2 separate regions of the Homo sapiens genome follow, and region 1 is linked to region 2. Evidence: chromatin loops called from intact Hi-C (ENCODE). Cell type or tissue: ovary. All regions are shown on one strand. Each heading gives the region's core, and the rest is flanking DNA. Links, peaks and the distances in the headings are about the cores only.

Region 1 (8,000 bases), core at 1-8,000, 680 kb before region 2:
CCGAAAACAGGTGAGTACAATACAATAAGATATTTTGAGAGAGGAGACAGAGACCAAATTAACATACCTCTTATTTGAGTATATTGTTATAATATATATTGTTCCATTTTATCTTCAGTTATTGTTGTTAATGTCTTAGTGTGCTTATTTTATAAATTAAACTTTATCACAGGTACATATATACAGGAAAACAACATAGTATCCATAGGGCTCTGTACTATTTATGATTTCAGACATTGACTGGTGGTCTTGGAACACATCCCCCACAAATAAGGGGAACACATCCCCCACCACTACTGTATTCATCCATGGTGTCCTATAGCAAGCACACTTCTATCAGGTAATCCATAATTACCTACCTTGCTTGTCGGTAATGCTGTCCCACTATGAATATCTCCTCCCAAATCAAAAGTTGTCTCCTGAACAATTCTGATGGGATAAAACAAGAAACACACTGACTTAATAACATTCCAATGACAGGCATAGTCTCTTCTTAATACACAAGGAAGAACTAAAATACCAAATGTCAAAGATTTTTAAGAAATTGCTCTGTTTTCAGCACACGAACTTACAGAATTAAAAAACCACCTTATGAACTTTCTTTACTGGTATATACTCAATATTCCCAGTATCTTTTTTTTTTTTTTTTTTTTGAGATGAAGTCTCACTCTGTTGCCCAGGCTGGAGTACAGTAGCACAATTTCGGCTCACTGCAACCTCTGCCTCCTCAGTTCAAGTGATACTCCTGCCTCAGCCTCCCAAATAACTGGTATTACAGACAAGGGCCACCATGCCCGGCTAATTATTGTATTTTTTGTAGAGATGGGGTTTCACCATGTTGGCCAGGCTGGTCTCGAACTCCTGACCTCAGGTGATCCGCCCACCTCAGCCTCCCAAAGTGCTGGGGATTACAGGCATGAGCCACCACGCCCGGCCCGATCATATTTTTTTTTTTAACTATACAAGAAACGGAACATAAAAAACCAGGTTATTTCATTATGTAAGTCTATCCAGGCAGCAAATGGCATATAAATGAGGTGTACAAGGTTGAAGTGCCGGCGGCCCTATTTATGGACACAGGGAAAGTGACACATGAGGAACAGCGGTGAGCTTCTCTCCTATTTGAAAGTCAATCTGATTATTTTTGTAAAGCACATGAGTATCACTACTTAGGCTACAAATTAAAAAGTGGGACATTTTTGATAATGTTAGCATGCAAATCAAAAATTATCCTAGTTTAAACTGATTCTTCAAATATCTCAAAATATCAAAATTTCTAAATATGTCACTTTGAAAACCTAACTCATAAGCAAAATCTCATTATGAAGATTGAAGAGTCTAACAAGCTGGGACCGACTACATTCTTCAGCACAAATGAAGGGTGAATGCAACTCACTGGTCCCAGCTCATTGGAGAGTGCCCTCCCCACCTCCACAAAAAAAAGCCCTAAAAACACCTGGAAACCAACAAGGATGAATTAGTATTTAAATTTCCTGGATTTCTGCAAAACATAATTTAAAAAGAATGAAATGTCCCGTTATAATACTTGAAAAATATTAATATATGGTCTAATTTCAAAGCAGCATGGTAATGGGAAACTTTTATTTACACTCAACCAATAGAAAGAAACAAGGAAGTAATGTAAAAGTTGAAAACAACTTTTCAGATTAGAAGAGCAGGTACAAATTTCTCCTCTATCTCACCACTAAGAAAATAAAACCATTTTGTAATGCAAAATAATACCATGCTTTAAAATAGTAACTTTTGAAAGAGTAAAAGTTTTTACTAAAGGCCAAATAATTGTCAATTTTCTGCACACAACTTTCTGCAATATATTACCAATATTCTGAAATTAAATACTCATAATCTATCACCAAGATATTCACAAAAACATGGAAATGCCCTGCTGGCTCCCATCAGTTTGAGTGGGAGATTCAGTCCAGCTATCGGCTCTGACAACAGGAGTAACAATGACAGCAGGCCAGCTTCTCTGCCACCTACCAAAGCTGCACACAGCAGTGTCCACCCCTAACTTCCTCTTGTGGGTAGTATGTGAGTAGAATCAAAGCCTTCTTGATTCCACTTACAATTATCATCCTAGAACAACAAATTTCCACCATGCAAAATTCTTTAACTTTTCCCACCAAAGCTACCTCTTTCAAGTTTTAACATGGCTCATTTTTACTGCAGGCTGGATATGTGGACAAGACCAACCAAAGTGACTTTATAATATGACTTTGAAATTATCAAACTATGGCCTTTGACTGTAACAATCATGGGTCGCTCCTCCCAGCATTCAGAGAATAGTAGCTCATGCCCTGGGTACTTGATAATTGTAAACTAGATTAACAAATCAGTTAATGAGTCAGTGTATCACCGGGAGGCCCTAAAATTCCCAAACTATCAATATCAAACTTTGCCACTCGTTTATAACCATCAGTAGGATTTGAAGACACACTATGAAATCTGCATTGGAGGGTATGTGAGTTATCTAGCCAGAATCTGTCACAATCGTTTGACACTAGAGCAAAATTAATGTTCCTAAAAAAACAAGAGTCCTTTCTAATTTATGGATGGTATGTTCAGCCGCCAAGCAGCTTTTACCAGATTTGCCAGAAAAATACCTAACAATAGTAACAAAATTTCACAGCACATTCTCCTCATTGAAACCTAAGCCATGTTCTTCAATGATCTCTGCTGCTGGCCAGAAATATGGTAGGAAGAGACATCTGCAGGCTTCCAAAGCAGGATCCACATGGCAAAAATACAGTAGGAGATTGTCTCACACATATAAAAACATTACAAGCAAAACCGAAGGGCAGACTAGGTGTGGGACACAGGCTGCTACTAGAATTGTGTTTATACAGAGAACAGAGATGGACAGTAACACTAGGAGTAACACATGTCACAAGAAATATATTACAACTCAAGAATAAAGGGCATTTGTATATAAGGGCAATAACTACAGGTACTATTGAGAGACCACATGTAACACACAGCGGAAGAAACTGTTTCAGACAATACATAATCTCTTTGGACAAACCTCAGTGAGCCTAAAAAATAAACAGGGAGTCAGGATATACCAGATCAAGATTTTTGATGCTGAAGGGAAGAAACAGGGCTGAAGAAAAGCTGATGATTGAAATGAACATCTAAGCATGAAATCATGACTCGCTACTGAAGGGAAGAGCCCATGTAAAGCTAATGACAAGGGACAGGAAATAGGGACACGGCTGATCAATGAAAAACATCACCTTCAGAAAGAAACAGTTAAAAGCTGTGAAGAATGGAAGGATGGTGTTTAAATACACTAGTTTAAAGATGAAAGTGTTAGAAAGAAATGGATTTTCTTGGGAAGCAGGGAGGAAAAGCACATGCTGGTTTCCTTGGATGCCACAGGTATGGTCATTTGCTGACACTTGGGGTGCAAGGTGAGGTGAGCAGCTGGGGATGGATCTTAAACAGCTGTGAACTTTACAAATAAATATATGTGATAACCCACCAAGTATTCATCTTGGAGAAAGACATTAATTCTAAATAGTCATATGTGGCCCAATGTGTAAGGTCTGGGTGGCTAATCAAAGGCATGCCGTAGAACAAAACAATGGGAAAGGCCAAGCAGGGAAGACCACGCGGGTTCATGTCTGTGCTTCAGGAAGAAAGCCTACAATCTAGGGGAGTTTTCAGTTGTTTTAAGCAGCATGAAAAATAGACAATGAAGTGGCTTAACAGGATGTTTTAAAAAGTAAAACCAAAGGAGAAGTCATATTCCCTACCTACAAAAAAATTTTACTAGATAGTCATTAAGAAAGGCTTTCTGTTTTCCCTTACTAAGCCCACAATGCAAGTCTTCAGAAAAGCACTAGGTGGAGCTAAAATATTCTGAATTCCTTAAGAGATCTTAATGTGTTTCATTATCAGTCACAGAAAAGAATACTTCAAAAAATTTTATAATCTTAGTTACACTGAATAATTACAAAGAACACCATGTTTTTTTCACAAAAGAAAAGGTACTGTTTTAGTATACTGGCTAAAAAACAAAGTTTAAATATAAACAATTTAAAACCAGTGAGAAATTCCAATTTTAAGACAAAGTCAAGACCTTTCTTCTTTCCTCTAAAACCAACCCAAGTTAACAATAGGAACCAAAATCACAAACTTCACTTTGATATTTTTTTAAAAATTGAAACAAAAATAAAAAGCCAAGATATCTATGAATAATCTGAACTACTTTAAGTATAATCAAAACATTTTAAATCTTAGGGTTAATCTATTTACCCAGGTTTATGTCTTGGGCCCTTAACCATCAGGCCTCCATCCACAGATCTTTTTGCAAGAGCATGATCCTGACTGGGGTCCACAAACTTAAATACATGGGACGCCCCAAACTGCACTTTCATGCCACTCTGCAGCATGGTGGTTTCTGAGATGCGCTGGCCTTCCACGTAGGTTTCTGCGTCCATACTTCTGGGCGTCACAGTGACCACTCCATCCATGTTGGTAAGGTCACAGTGATGGGGCTGAATTCCTGGGCCAAACAACTGGAAACCGAAGGAAACCAAAGAAACTCCCATCATGAAGTTCACAGCATTTAAACACAGAATGTTAAAACCGTGAGTACCCCTTTTATGACAAATATAACCTAATAAGCTCTGGATTTTTAGTGCCTTTTAAAGTGGATTTCCCTCAATCGTATAAAAATAATTAAACTGTCAAAAAAAAGTCAAACCAATCAGACCTTTTATTTTTAGTACCCAGTGACTTAAGGCATACTGTAACTTTGCATTAAAAAGCATACAGTTGGCCAGGCGCGGTGGCTCACGCCTGTAATCCCAGCACTTTGGGAGGCCGAGATGGGCGGATCATGAGGTCAGGAGATCGAGACTATCCTGGCCAACATGGTGAAACTCCGTCTCTACGAAAAATACAAAAATTAGCAGGCGTGGTGGCGCGTGCCTGTAACCCCAGCTACTCAGGAGGCTGAGGCAGGAGAATTGCTTGAACCAGGGAGTTGGAGGTTACAGAGAGCCGAGATCGTGCCACAGCACTCCAGCCTGCTGACAGAGTAAGACTGTCTCAAAAAAAAAAAAAAAAAAAAAAAAAGGCATACAGTCATCTTAACCAATATTTGTTAGATGGTTAATGGACAAATCTAAACAGATCATTAGCATTAAAGATTCCTATTATTATTTTTAGTGTTGTGCTAAGAAAGAAGAAATGGTAGAATTGAAAATGATATTAACAATCTGAACCCATCATCTTACAAATTGAGAACTAAGTACAGAGCAAGGGTGATTCGCCTGAATTCAACTTCAAAGAAGTGACAAATTCTGACTTCATTTATTCAAATAATGTGTTAAGCTCTGTTTTAAGTACTTGAGAACCATATTAAGCTAAATTTAATTAGAATTTACCGAATGCCTAATGCTATGTGGTCAGACCTCCAGTGATAAGCACTTCTGCATAGGTTATATCCTGTAATCCTGAAATAGACCTATAAAAGTATCATCACCATCTTTTAGAGAAAAGGAAGCAGTTTCAGAGCAATGTCATCACCAGCCCAAATTTCTAGAGGTGGAACTTGAACATAAACTCACATTCTGCTGTTTCCACACTAAAGCAGAGAAAAGTGACCCAGAGTAGATAAATTATTTATATTTAAATACAAGTCGGTAATTATAATTCCTTCTTTCATTACCATGTGGCAGGCTCTGTACAATACGTTATGCCTCCTGGAATGTCAGAGTTGCAGCAGGAAGCTCAGACTACGTACCTGGATAGAGTTGTCATCCAACTTTTCTGTCCCAACTTCAGTAACACTTAACTGAAGGCGGTAAAGCTTTGGCTTATCTCTAGAGTCAGAACCATCTGTGAGAAGAGAAGGAAGACAGCTCTATTTGCAAAGTCTAATATTACTGTCATGTTATTTCCAACAAACAAAAGGTTATCTCAGGCACTACAGTTCTCATTTCTCAGGATTTCTTTTCAAAAAATTCTCCAAACTTATGTAACACAATTTAACAAACTGGATACAGAAAATTCAAAATAAGAAATAAACGTATCAGTTTCTGATTAACACAAAGTGCTAACACTAGCATTAATTCCACCACATTCTTATTACATTGAAAAAGGCTTCTCTACCGCACTGCCCTGGACGTTTGTTAATGATTCTGAGGAGCAACTGTAGTAGCAATATGAAGCTCATCAAAGACACACAGGCCTTCCCTTCGGACCAGATCTTTCCTGCAGTATTCTTGCTGCCCTTATGGCACACAACACAATACAGGTTGAGGGCACAGCTAAATCACTGACGGAGGTTTTTAAATGTGCAGTTCTCATAGCGCTCCCCAGACCTGGATGAAAATCCTTGGGGATGAGGCCTAAGCATGTGTCCTCTGAAAAATCACCCCAAGTAATTCTGCTGTCCATTACTGATCAAGAATTACTGTTAAAAGTGGTTAGCTCCCTGGAGTAGAACTGGAGTAAAAGGAAGACTGGGTTTTTTGGCTTTTTTTTTTTTGTCATTTTATACCTTTATGAACTGTTGGAATGTTTAATTTATATGAGCATGTGTTTCCATGACAGGGAAGGGGTGAGGAGGAGGAGGAAGCTGCTCTGCCGAAGCCCTCTAGTCCCAATACACCTAGACATGTTTTCTCACTCTTCACCTACTGTATCCCAGATGAGGACAATGTCACTTCATTACCTTAACTAAAAATGAGGTATTCTGATTTCAGAGTTGACATATGAGAAAATGTGCCTTCCAGAACCCATGAATGATGATGTAACTGCAGAGCTTAGCACCTGCACCATAGCCATGGCAGTCAGTCTAGTGTGGCAAGCACACCACCCACCAAAGCTTAGGAAAAGGCCAAACCAGTAAGAGTCGCCAAGATCTGCTTTATGAGTGCCTTATAACTTTCAAACCCGCTGATTCCATTACCTGTTAAAATCTCTAGTCACTGCAATTAGGAACGTAAGCTTTGAGAGTTTCACACGTTAAACAGTTTGGAGTATGAGCGTGCACAGAGTTTGAGACTGCTAAAATCTCTCAGCAGTGGTACCGCTAAACTCTCACAGACAAAAGACACCATAAAAATGCAAGTCCTGTTAGAACTGATGTTAATTTTAGGGTACACAAAGTTACATTCTAATGACAAAATTTTCTATTTCTGAAATACTTCAGAAATCTGTGACATCGAGTAAAGGTAAGATGAGACTGAAGTACCTGAGAGACACTAATGCCTAACACCCATTAAGAAATTGTTCATCATCTGTGCTGCTTCACATCGTGTTGAAACATTTATTTTCAACTCTAACTGCTCTAAAGTCCTGATCTGAACAAGACATCAAAATCATCTGGGGCTTTTCCTGGACATAGGTAGCTCCCTTCTAGACCTGCTGAGTCCAAATCCTCCAGTAATGTTTACTATTTTGTGTGTTTTAACCACCAAAGGCAGTTCTAATGAACCCCCCTAGTTAAGAAATGTGTCCCCCTTATCTACTCCCAGAGCACCCCATCTGTTACATTAATTGTACCACTAACCGTATCGTATGATGATTTCCATCTACTTATCTCCCTCATCTCTGAGCTCCCTGGTGGCTAGGTTTACAAAAAAAAAAAAATTTTTACCCTGGCACTGATCACTCCACATACGGTCCATAGTTAGCAATCAATAAAGACTTGATGTGTCAGCAGTGAATACTTATATAAAAATAAAGAAAACTGAATGCAATATAGTCACAGAGAAATGACACAAATAAATTATAAAGAAAGCAAAAGCAGTAAATAAGTAATCATGTGTGAAACAAGAACATTTCAACGCAAAGTTAAAAACAGAACATGAAAAATGTGTTTAGAGATGAAAGAAAAATTCACATTCATATTCTTCCGAATTCTGAATGCTTCTGAAAGGTCTCTTATGAGACAATAAAGAGCTATCACACACCTTTCTACATCAACAGATTTCAAAACAGAGAAAGGGAGAGACAGAAGCTGC
Region 2 (12,829 bases), core at 2,817-10,816:
ATCAGCCTGGCAAAGCCCAAACTTTCTCCCGTTGGTCTCTGTTGTCTTTGATCCACCCCAGCTGGGGCGGGATGACCTCCAAAGGGTAATTCACAATGGGGTCTCTGGGCAAGGCGAAGAGCACATAGTCACCCCGAGACAGGCCTGCTGAGCATTTTTCAGGGCTCACCGAATGTGACCAGACAAATAAGGAGGGTTCTCTGAGTTAGGCCTGCTGAACGTCCATCAGCAATTCCCTCTGAGATCCCCTCCACATATACAAACACACATAAAGACAAGATGAACACAGCGTTTTCCAAATCAGATCCCTAACCAAGAACTCCAAGAGTGTCCCTTCCAAACTGTCCTTCTATTCTCCATCTGAGAAATCTCCTCGAAATCTTCCTGATTGAGGAGAAGTCTCCCAAACCAAGACTCTTTCTACTAGTTAGAAAGAGCCAACTGAGGCTGGGCGCAGTGGCTCGCGCCTGTAATCCCAGCACTTTAAGAGGCCAAGGCAGGAGGATCACTTGAGGACAGAAGTTCGAGACCAGCCTGGCCAGTGTGGTAAAATCCCATCTCTACAAAAAATGCAAAAATTAGCCGGGCATGCTGGTGCACACCTGTAGTGCCAGCTACTCAGGAGGCTGAGGCAGCAGAATCACTTGATCCCAACTCAGGAGGCAGAGGTTGCAGTGAGCCAAGATTGTGCCACTGCACTCCAGCCTGGGTGACAGAGGGAGACTCTGTCTCAAAAAATAAATATAAAAGAAAGAGCCAACTGAGACCCCCAGGAGACAAACTGAGACAGACACCCCGAATTGGGTTACAGACACAGACACCCCATGGTGGAGCTACAAGCCAACATCCCTCAGTGGGGCTACAGACACCCCACCGGAGGGTACAGAACCAGTCAGCAGAAGGAAGGAGGCATTGGCAATGCCTAGGATACTCACCAACCCAGATATCCTGCAATGGGGTTACAAACATATACCCCACCATGGGGCTACAGACAGACATCCTGTGATAGGGTTACAGTTAAGAGATGCCTCCCCAGGACTATAATTCTATTGCAATTAAATCCATGCATATTGCGTCGGCAGCGCCCCACCAGCAGAGAGAATACCACAATTAGCCCCTAGTCCGAGAGAACTACGTGGCCGCTTGGTCTGGCCTCTGGATCCATCGCTGGAGAGGGGGCTACTGAACCATGGGCAGGCAGCCACAAGGGCAATCCCGGATGAGCCCACACATTTGTAACTGCCCAAGGGGTTCACCTTGCCCACTGCCTAGACAGAGCTGATTTATCAAGACAGGGGAATTGCAATAGAGAAAAAGTAATTTACGCAGAGCCAGCTGTGCGGGAGAAGAGAGTTTTATTATTACTTAAATCAGTCTCTCTGTTTAGATTTTTAACCCATTGCTTATATTTTGTTCTATGTGAGTGAGAATGGGCTACTAGGAATAAGAAAATATATTCTTTCTTTGATTCAGTTGAGTATGACCGTAAACGAAGGGTGCAATACTCATGGAATTTTCCACCGAAAATTATGTGTATATTTGAAATCAAGCAGAGCAGTGCAACAGAAAAATCAACAAAGATGCCAGATCCTTATCCTTGGAGGATAAAAAAAGTAGGCATGTGTGAAAGAGATTAGGACTGCCTGACATATGATGGTTAGTTGAATTTAGTCTGAATTTCAGTGGAGTCCAGCTGGGAAAACAAGACTGCATGAAATACCTAGAAAACAATACCAGGCAATCCACAATTCACTGTGAGATTGTGTAATAAGCGATGTTCTTAAGGAAGTCCATGAGCGCAGGAAGGTATTTGCTTTGAGAGGATTCCAGTGCCCTTACTTCCTCTTCAGTTCCCGTCACTGGCCTTTTATTGATGTGTATTAGTTTGAGACTTCAAAACCCAATCTCATGTTTCAAGGTACAGATGTAACTGTACATTAGATACTCAAAAGCCGAGGATGAGGTCTCGGGATCAGCAAAGCTGGCCACCTGCCTTGAGAGCGGCTCCTACCCCCTGCAGGCGCCCCCTGATCTCAGGTGGTGCCTTCAAATCCTTTGTAGAGGCTGGGGGAGGGGAAGGAGGAGCACATTTGTTAATGAGGGGGAAAATGCTGTGTGCTTTCAAGGGAAAATGCTAAATTCATTTCAATAGCATATGAATTACTTGCTGTTAAGGAATAGGCACCCTTCATCTCAATAGAACCCTGTCTTTCAAAGCCTTCACTTCCGTATCCTTGAGGTTTCTCTTCAAAGAGGGCTGAGCACATTCACCCAGGCACTAGGAGGCCCTGTGCATTTTTTGTCCTGCTGTTTCCATGGATAATTTAAAAAGAATTATGAATATCTCAGTCCTTAGAGAGTCAAAGAGCCCCGAGACCGCTCAGTCTAGGTCTGCTGGAGTGGCTCCCTTTGTGGGTCCCTTTGCTGGCTGAAACCTGGCCAGAGGTCGCGGGGGACAGCACCCTGTCTTATCATAAGTTCCTCAAATGATTGTTGTATAGTATAGACCAATGTATCACCTGCTGACGCTGGAGAGGGCACTGTGATTTTAAGATGAGCTGAAGCATGAAGTTTTACTGATTTGTTTTCATGTGGACATTGTTAGCCTGCAGGTCGTAATCTGTAGTAATGATTGTGACCTCTGAGTTGCATCCTCCAAAAGAAAGAAGACTACTCATTTAAACTCTCCTACAAAAACCTTTGGCCTTGTGACAGACTCCAGAATGCTGTCAACTCCGTGGGTATGTCTTCCCAGGTCCAACCTCACATTTGGCTTTCAATAAACTGTGATAAAATTATTTCTGCCTCAACAGTCTTAATTTCAGCTGACAATCTCAAGTCCACCAGTGATGAGGGGAGCAAAGCAAAGGACACAATTTGCACAGCATCTTATTGTTATGGGAGGAGAAGTGGCTGCCAACAGGACCCCAGGACAATGGGAATGCAGTTGGCTTCAGATAAGAGACAAAAATGAGGCTTCAGATGAAAGTTAACGCCTAGGATAACAGGCTGTGTGAGCGGGTTGTATTTGATGGGAATATTGAGTATGGGCCCGTGATTGAGAACTCACAATTACAAGAAAAACTTTTTTTATAATGTACATTTGCTCTTTGTCAAAGTTATACTGCAAGGAAGCTGACATGATTTCAGAGTTCAAAAATATAAAACAAACTGGACTCAGTCATCTCTCTCACTGTATGTGAATAACAAAGAAAGAAAGAATTGGTGTAACAAACTATGACTCCACAGAGATCCAACAGTACCGTTTCTTAGGAAGTCTAAACCAAAAAGTGTCTGAGGCTGGTCCCAATCAGTGTAAAGGTTTATTCTGTCAAGTTTGAGGATGTGCCTGGGAACAGGGAACACAAAAGCACAGGAACATCTGTGATCTGTGCTTTTTCTTTTTCTCTTTTTCTTTTTCGAGATGGAGTTTTGCTCTTTTTGCCCAGGCTGGAGTGCAATGGCACAATCTCAGCTCACCGCGTCCTCCTCCTCCCGGATTCAAGTAATTCTCCTGCCTCAGCCTCCCGAGTAGCTGGGATTACAGGCATGCGCCACCACGCCCAGCTAATTTTGTATTTTAGTAGAGACGGAGTTTCTCCATGTTGGTGAGACTGGTCTCGAACTCCCGATCTCAGGTGATCCGCCCGCCTCGGCCTTCCAAAGTGCTGGGATTACAGGCATGAGTCACCGCGTTGCCCAGATCTGTGCTTTTTCTAAGAGCATTTTGGGCCTTCAATATTTAAAGAGGAAAAGTGAGCAGGAAGGGAAAGAGGGAGCATAGGGTCACATTCTTGTGAGTCTTTGATTAGACTTACTGAATCCACGTGTTGTGTGTGAAAAGGAGGGGAAGAGGGAACACTCAGTTATGTATTCATGTCATGCTCAGTAAGTTGGCACTTATCTAAGATAAGGTGACCACAGAGCAGCTGCCTGTGGAGACACCTGGCCTTCTATGTGAGGCTATCTGCTTAGGAACAAAAGGAAAGGCAGTTTCTTGCATGACTCAGCTTCCAGCCTTAACTTTTCCTTTTGGCATAGTGAATGGGTTCCCGAGATTTTATTTTCCTTTCACAGAAGGAAGCTGATCCCTGCTGGCCTCACACAGAAAGGGGAATAGCCACAGGGCCCAGGGTGGAATTTTCACCAAGTCCATTTGCAGAGGGTGTCCTTGCGGTGGGTCCAAGACAATGCCCCCTTGTTCTGCACACTGTTCCTACCCCATCCACAAAGATGGACCTTGTGGCAATGTTGGTGGCCTCTGAGCACCTCCTACGCCAGGTGAATTAGCCTGGGGGGATGTACAACTCAAACAGATCACGATCTGCCTCTTTTACTAAGAATTGTGTTTTGGAACTGTCAGAGAATTGAGGCACTTTTTCCTTATGAATGAAATTAGGGGAAAAAAATGCATGCTTCATTGTTAAGGAAATACAGCAATATTGAATCAGGTACCTGATTGGATCAAGGTTGATACTGGAAATGCCCATCAACAAGCCCTTAACTTGAACTTACTGTGTCGGTAACAAAAAGGGGTACAAACTTATCTCTCTCCTGAGAAGCTTCAAGTTGTCCCCGCTTTCCAGACTGAATCAATGTACTTCTTGCATATATTGATTGATGTCTCACATCTCCCTAAAATGTAGAAAACTAAGCTGTGCCCCGGCCACCTTGGGCACATGTCGTCAGTACCTCCTGAGGCTGTGTCACGGGTGCGTTCTCAACCTGGGCAAAATAAGCTTTCTAAGTTAACTGAGACCTGTCTCAGATTTTCAGGGCTCACAGATGGTAAAAGGAAAGAAATCTGTAGACATATGAAAGATAAATTGAGTCTTCCTGACATGAGGGCATTTCAGTAAACACTTTCCTAGAGTCAGGGGCTCACAGCATGTTAAATCTCCTCTCGGAAAGTTCATACTTCTCTTATTTTGGCAGACTCTGTACATTCTACTAAAATCCAACAAATATTTGCTGAATGCAAACGAAGTACAAAACCCAGGGCAAAATGCTCTCTGGCTTCTGCTCACTTCTGGGCCTGGGGCAGTCCCGCAGAACAAGCCTTGTTCCATCTTCAAAACACTAGGGATGGGGCAGATTTTACCAGAACCCCCATGGGCACAGGAGCACTTACAGACCCTCTACTGCAGCATGGAATCTTTCTTCTACGTATTTATTTTTTTTTTAACTTTATGTGATATTTTTCTTCATAGATCACAAGGATAACAGTTGCGTGAGCTTCTAGAGACTGTCTGGCCCAGTGCATGACATGCAGTTGGTGTTAACTAATAGCTGATGAGCAGATAAATCAAGACACTCAGTTCCTACAAAATAAGAGACACAGTGTGAAGGCAGTGGGGTAAAGGGGTTTAAAAACAACTTCCGAACATCCGGGCTGGGGAGGGATGGGGGACAGAGGAGAGGAGGACTAGAAAGCGAAGGCCAGGCATGCCCATCCTCTCCGCTAAGCCCTGTTCATTAGGTTTATCCACACAGAGCTCATGTTGCCCACTTGAGTAGATACTGATCATGGCTTTCGGGCCACTGGAAATACACAGCTCAATATCATTCATTAACTGAACACACTGGGTAAGAAAAACACAGGATATTGGGGATTCCTTGGAAAAACAGAGTCTTGCCTTTAGTGCCCACACACAGCCCATTTTCCTGAGAAGGGCCCTGGTCCCGTGTCCGGGGTGCAGACCCACAGTCTGGGACTCTGAGGGCGGTCGCCACAGGTGGGTGCGTTGACAAATCGTGGCTGCTTGAGAACATTGGGAGATCTTGCTACAGAGGTCCGTGGGTCCTTACCTTGGGAACGCCGGACACAGCGCACACAGCCCACCAACCCCAGACCCCTGGTGGTATCACGCTGTAAGCACAGAACTCCTACTCGCCTTGTAGTCCTCTCCATAATCCTCTCCAGTTCTCAAAACACATCATCAGCTTGATTTTCTCCTCGGCTGTGCCAGCATAAGCCAACCTGTTCCTTCCCACACCGTCTGGGCCTTCGGGCCCTGCCAGGTGGCACCACTGCAGAGGGGCAGCACTGAGTGGGACACGTAGGTGTGTAGTTACCTGCCCAAGGGAGGGTGGCTGACCATCTGGGACACCATGCCCAGGCACACTCCCTGCTATGCAGGCTGGCCCTGAGCCATGGCGTTTAGGCCAAGGGAAAGGGCCCTGGCTGGCATTTGTCACAGGTCTCCCCTTGTCTAATGTGCAGAATTCAGGAAATACTTTTTGAAGGCAGGATTGCCATGTAGCCAGCTGTCTGCCAGGGTTCATCCCAGGGACCAACCCCACTGTGTGCTTCTTTACAGCTCATCATAAACCGGTCAGGAGAAAAGGAGTTGCCAGCCACGGGGGTGACGTGAGCCGGGGCCTAAATGACTGGTGGCAAGCCGGGACTCACACTGGATTGCAGCCTGATTAGGCTTGCGGGGCCAGAGGGGATGAGAGTTAGCCAGGGCGGTGGAAACGGCTTCCCTGCCACTGCCGTTGTCTCAGGTGGCTGTGTCTGGTGCCTGAGCGCTCCGGTTCACAGTTTCTTTACAACCACCGCGGTGGGAGTTCTGGGGGCCGCCTGGGGAAGCAGCTCAACCACAAGAATGGGCAGCCCAGAGGGCAGGTGGGGGCTTAGCTTACCTGATAGAGTTCTTTCTAGAAAATTCCTTTATAGAAGTATAGTTTTCCTTAAAAATTTTGTTCTTCTTAAATTAGATGTTCTTCTTAAAAATACAGAAATAGGCCAGGCGTGGTGGCTCAGGCCTGTAATCCTAGCACTTTGGGAGGCCTAGGCGGGCGGATCACGAGGTCAGAAGCTCAAGACCAGCCTGGCCAACATAGTGAAACCCTGACTCTACTAAAAATACAGGAAGATGAGCTGAGCATGGTGGCGGGCACCTGTAGTCCAAGCTACTCGGGAGGCTGAGGTAGGAGAATCTCTTGAAGCTTGGAGGCAGAGGTTGCAGTGAGCTGAGATCTCACCACTGCACTCCAGCCTGGGAGACAGTGGGAGACTCCGTCTCAAAAACAAGACAAAACAAAACAAAATACAGAATAGTATATAGGTGCATCCAGTAAAAAAAGGATACACGCCCCTTTCCTCTCAGAAATTTAATTATCTAGAGAAGAGTTTGATGTCTCTCTCTCTCCCTAGATATATATTTACACACACACACAATGAGCCTATATTTTATATATATGCATGTCCATATATACATGTATCTATTTATATTCATGTATACATATGCATATGTATACGATTTTTCATACATGTTATGTTTAGTCAAAACTTAAGCAATAACCTTCAATGCTTGTCTTTACAAGATGTTCTCCCTTCATCATATCAAGTACCTTTCCAGTCTGTCTTTCTACAGCTTTCCAGCAAATCCTTTCCAAAGTCAGTGGAGAAGTTTCCAGCAGGAGCAGCTGCTGAGAGACCCACATTGCACATACAGGCCTTACCGCCCGCTGAGCGGGAAGAAGCGGCACAGTGGCTTCTCAAGGGACCACTGAAAAGAGGCGGTCATTGCACCGTAGCTGGAAACAAACGGGGAAAATGCCTCAGTCTCACCTGCTGACACTCGCTGAGATTTTAGAAGCCACGCGCTGCAATAGCGGCTGGAGCGAAGGGACTGCAAATAGGTCACGTCACCCAGGATGGCGTTATCTCGCTTGAGGACAGAGTTCAAATTGTATGGATGTTTGTGGTTGTGAGAGCAAAGGCACGAAATCTTTGGAGATTTTTGGACATAATTTACTATCACTGTGTCTTTGTCTGCATAGACAAAAATAATTGATAGAAAAAATCCCCAGGAAATTCCAGCAGCATCAGCACTTTCTGCCGCTCATCAAGGCACAGGAGACAAAGAGGTACTTGGCCCTCAGCTGTCCAATCACAGGCCGGCTTCCTTGGCTGTCAAGTCACAGTCGTACTTCGCTGTCACCTGTCCAATCACAGCACGGCTTCCTCGGCTAATCACTGCACGCAGCTGGATCTTTTCCACCCAAAGAGCCACTTGCTCCACTTTGCGGGGCTGGCAGAAAGGGCTGCTGAGCTGCAGACCTGGTGATGCCTGGGTCCAGCCGAGCTGCTCTCTACAAACCCGGGTGCTGCTCTGTCACCCATGTGTAGATGCGATGTGGATAGCGTGTGTACCTGCCCCATACTCCCTATCATTCCATCTGCTGCTCTAATTTTGGGATCGCACTTCTTCTCACCATGGGAATTTGAATTCTCTGTTTTGCTTAGTTGTTCACTGTCTGTTTCCTCCACTAGAACTAGGCTTCTGTGAGAATGGAGACCCCCGGCTCTTTTATCAGTGTGGTACCCCAGTACCTTGGGAAGCATACCTGGTCCAGGGTAGACGCTCAATAAATAGTGTGGATGACTGTAGAAGTGGGTGCTGTATCCCAGGCTGCAGAGGGCTCATGGGAAAGGAAAAGGACCTACGAACTTGGAAAATAAAAAGGATGTGTGTGTGCATGTGTGAGTGTGTGTGTGCACAGTTCACACGAGTGTGTTCTGAACCAGGACCTACACGATCCCCCTGACTATGAGAGTGGAACAGGCCAGATTCTCCGCACTCGGGCTCACCTAGCTTTGTCGCCCTGATAGAAAGAGTGGAAGACAGTGATCAGTCACAGAGCTGCTGCTCTCCTTCACTCTGGTGCAAAATGAGGGTGCCTTAGCCCAATCAGATGCTGCTGTTCAGGGGCCCTGCAGACCCTCGACAGTCTTGGATGAGTAGTCAGGCCACTCACATGCCCCAGGTGGAGACGTGGGCTGAGAGAAAGACCCAGAATCCCAGGACATCACCAGCAGCTTCAACCACGCCATGGAGGCTGGGAGGATTCACAAATGGTGTGAGGATGGGAGTATTTCCAGCCAGCCTTGCTTTCCAGACCCCTCAATGGGTCTGCCCTCTCTGATAAGTAATGGAAATTAGCTAAGGGTCTTGGCTGAGGGCCTGACACAGCCAACTGGCCCCAAAGCTTTTTCTCTGATTGGCTCTCTGGGTTCTCCTTGGCCGAGGAAGAAGCCAGAGCCCCAAATGCCCGCTCAGCTCAGGAGGTGGCCTGTCTAGCCAGGGGAAGGCGGAGTGGTCAGCCCCTGCCAAGATTTAAGATGCTTTGGAACATTTGCTAAGAGAAAATACTCTCTCAAGCCATGGTTGTATTTACACAAATTGTTCTTCCTTAAACACACACACACACACACACACAGCATGAGTACATTTATTTCCAAAGTGTGAAATTCCCTAAAGTAGCCAAGAACTCGTTCTATTCCCTATAGATACCTTCTTCATCTTTATGCAGATAAAATGGTATAAGATACGTTCGAATTTATTTGGTGTTGCTTTTATTAACAAAGATTTCAGATGTAAATGTCAAGAAAATTGATATTAATTTGCTTACATGAGTACATTCCTTAAAAAAGCAAACCATTGAGTAGACTTCCCTTATATTAATCTTTGACTTTTTAGCCGGAAGTTTGGTGATTTACAAGGTGATTCTACAGCATGAAGAACACATGGCGCCTGTGGTGAACTCAGCCGTAGCAAAACGGTGCCATCTAGTGGCTGGTGAAGTCTCGGTTTTCCGGAACACGCGTGCTCTGAGCTTTGTATCACCCAGGGCATCTGTCATTTTAACGTCCAATGAGTGACCTGCAGATTCGAGCAGATCTACAGAACCACTTCTTTTCTCAAGCTGATAGAGCCCAGATGTTAATTTTAAGGACTGAAGTGGCTATTGACACCTTTTAAATCCTTTACACGTACCCCTCTTTGGCCTTTGGCAGGTCAGCCCTGGGCCGGGCCATGGCTCCAGTGCACACACAGAGCTCATAATGCCAAAACCAGCTCTGAGAGCCAAGCCAGCTCTGGGTTTCTAGAGGTTGCACTCTCTTCCCTCAGGCAACTCCACGTCTGCAGGAATGTGTAGGCTGCGGGAAGGCAGCCTCAGGGGTCGGGTAAGATAAGAGTGTCCCTTTGCTTATGATGAGACCACTGGGGGACCTGCCCTGTGGTCTCATCCTAAGACCTGCCCTGGTCACAGGAACACTGGGGGATGCTGGGAACTATCTCCTCTAAGAGTAGCATTTTATTCTGCTACAGAGAAAAGGCAGAGAGTGAAATATACTGGTCATTTTTTAAAAATCCCTTTGAACATAGATTAAAAGGAGGAACTGGGAGGAAGGGGGAGAAAAAGCAGACGTAACTGAAGCCATGGTTTCAGAAATTCAATCCCAGTAGAAGTGCTGGAGGGACAGGGAGGGTGTGGCTGGGAAGGATGGAAACAGACCAGGTTTATTTGTGCACAAAGGGAAGCTCCTTAGAAGGCACAGGCTGGTGAAGGGGAGGGGAAGAGCAGCCTCTGGAAACAGCCCCCAGAGCCAGAGAGCGAGTCCTAGAGGATGGGGCTGGTGAGTTGAAGCAACCAAGGGAGAAAGACCAGCAGACAGTGCAATAAAACATCAGGAAGGTCCTCTAATATCAAAATACAGGTCATCCGTGGGAACTAATGAGAGGCCAGAACTGAAGTAAACTAAAGTGTTGCCAAAAAATAAAAATAAGGTCCAAGTTGATTGATCGATAACACGGTTAGTATGAAGAAGTCCACGTTATGCTAATTTCTTTACGTATTATTCCAATTTGTATTGTCTCTGAAAGTCAAAATATCATCTTAGTCAATTAACATTTATTGAGGATAACATTTATTGGTGAAGTTGAACCATATATGTATCTTGAAGTTAACATTTTTGCCATATATCAGGTGCTGGTGCCAGGCTCTGCTGAGCTCTGAGGTGCTTTGTGCTGGCTGGCCATGTTTTCCACAAGGAGATGCATGAAAGGGTTTTGGAGGAAGGTCATTAGGGAGAGAAGGAAGCTGGGGCAGTGTGTGTGGCCGCTTGCCGGAGGGTGTGCGTACTGGGTGGTGTTGAAAATGACACAGATGAGGACTTAGGGTAGGAACCCTGAATTTCCCAAAAACCCCATCTAAGGCCCCGAGGGGTGTCAGAGGCCCAAAGAGGCAAGACTGCGTGTCTAAGAGATGCTGATGAGGTGAGATGAAGTGTCCTCTCGGAGGTGAGCATGGCTCACATGAGACCCTCTTCCCTTCAGGAGAGACTTCACCATTCTGCCTTTATCTGGCAAACACTCGGGGCTTAGAAAATGGAAAAAGCAAACCCACAAACGAACTACAGGCCAATGTTTCTGAGATGACAGACCTGGCTGCTGTCCCTGCACTGAGGATAAAGAGCACACGTGACCTCATAGATCGTGGACTGAACACTCCAGGCACTTCCTTTCTTGTCTTCCTGGTGGGTTGCGTATCCACAGGACAGCTGAAAATCACCTTTGAACAAACCCACACTGTTGGATTTAAGGAGCCGTGTTTCACAGTCCTTTCTGCTGCCCCAGTAATGCAGGTGGACCTAGTGAAGCTCTTCACCAAAATGTGTGTGTACTTGGCCCAGCGCCACACTCTGGCTCGTCGGGATCAAGGCCTGGAGGCTGGAAGGGGTAGACTGGACCCGAGGCCAGGCCGGGGCATTGCTTAACAGAACAAATACTGATTTAATGGAGGGGAGACAAACAGCAACTCACTTTGGTGTTCTTGGCAGTGCAGAATTATAACCTAGTGGCATGTCACGTCGCTGCTGGACTCTTAGCTACGTTACCAATAAGCATCAAACAGCATTTGTTTAAACTGTCCCCTGGATGTGTGGCAGAGCCGGTGTTTCACTGAGCTCCCCAAATGCACATCCCATTACCAGAAGTGCACCATGACTTATCTGAACTTACATGAATTTTAAAATGTATTTACACATTAAATGAAAAGGAGAACACTGGGACAAATATCCCCACAATATTCCATACGATAACTCTCCAAATGCTCCCAATGAATGTGATCATTCATATTTGGTTTTTGTTCTTCGTGAGCTATGTAAATAGTGGACTCAACTCTCCTTTTCCTTATATGGACACATGATACTCTCAGGGAAAGCCTTGTTGAATTGTGCAAACAAAGTTACCTAAGGTCAAACAAAGAGTATCAACGTCCAAGTCCGGTGAATGACTGGAATAAAGACTCCCTTTAATAAGGGATGCTAATTTAAATTGAAACTATTTCTGTCTTTCTGTACAGGAAAAAGTAATTTTTTTCAAAAATAAATCAAATTAGCTTGGCATGATGGCTCACGCCTGTAATCCCAGCACTTTGTGGGGCCAAGGTGGCGGATCACTTGAGCTCAGGAGTTCGAGGCCAGCCAGGCCAACATGGTGAAACCCCATCTCTCCTAAAAATATAAAAATTAGCCAGGCGTGGTGGCACATGCCTGTAGTCCCACTACTCAAGAGGCTGAGGCTGGAGGATCACTTGAACCCGGGAGGCAGAGGTTGCAGTGAGCTGAGATCACGTCATTGCACTGCAGCCTGGGCGACAGAGCAAGACTGTCTCAAAAAAAAAATGTTGGGGAAAATATTTTCACATACTTGAGAAGCTCCTGGGGACTTTGTACTCGCAATCGTCATGCGTGAGTGGCATTTTAGTACTGCGTTCCTGCACTCCTGGCAGGCTGGCTCTCCATGCAGCACAGCACACACACAAGGTCTCTGTTCTCTATTTTTTGAAAAAGCTGGAAATTTTATGTAGCTTTGGCTACATCTCAAGAGCAGCTCTCTTCATTTTTGTTTTTCTAAATAGCAAGTTAGATTTCTAATTTTATTCTCCCCAAATGTGTGCTTTCTTTTAAGAAAATATGTGGGATGTAATCCCAGCACTTTGAGAGGCCGAGGCAGGTGGATCTCCTGAGGTCAGG

What was found. A loop is a pair of places that touch in the nucleus more often than their neighbours do. Peaks named below come from ENCODE experiments on the same cell type or tissue, not always from the same donor. Only the 100,000 strongest peaks of a DNase experiment are listed, where the experiment ranks them.
Region 1: a loop joins it to region 2, with 5 times the contacts of the local background. A loop is called at or near these places in 20 of 110 quality-filtered maps.

Annotation. Positions count from the first base shown.
Region 1 is chr6:167,894,746-167,902,745 of GRCh38, reverse strand. AFDN (afadin, adherens junction formation factor) reads right to left here. Exons shown (of 34, transcript NM_001386888.1): 10 at 5,774-5,868; 11 at 4,279-4,541; 12 at 360-429. Among named protein-coding and RNA genes, the nearest start is that of AFDN, 72 kb to the right of the region's middle. In ovary, for the core only: a CTCF peak has its summit at 3,856 (motif pointing right); no DNase peak of the experiment used is centred there.
Region 2 is chr6:167,215,291-167,228,119 of GRCh38, reverse strand. No RefSeq gene overlaps it. Among named protein-coding and RNA genes, the nearest start is that of HPAT5, 6.6 kb to the left of the region's middle. RefSeq lists enhancers at 1-376, 1,490-2,291, 3,287-4,065, 5,565-6,181, 6,182-6,799 and a silencer at 11,385-11,679. In ovary, for the core only: no CTCF peak of the experiment used is centred there; a DNase peak (open chromatin) is centred at 6,512.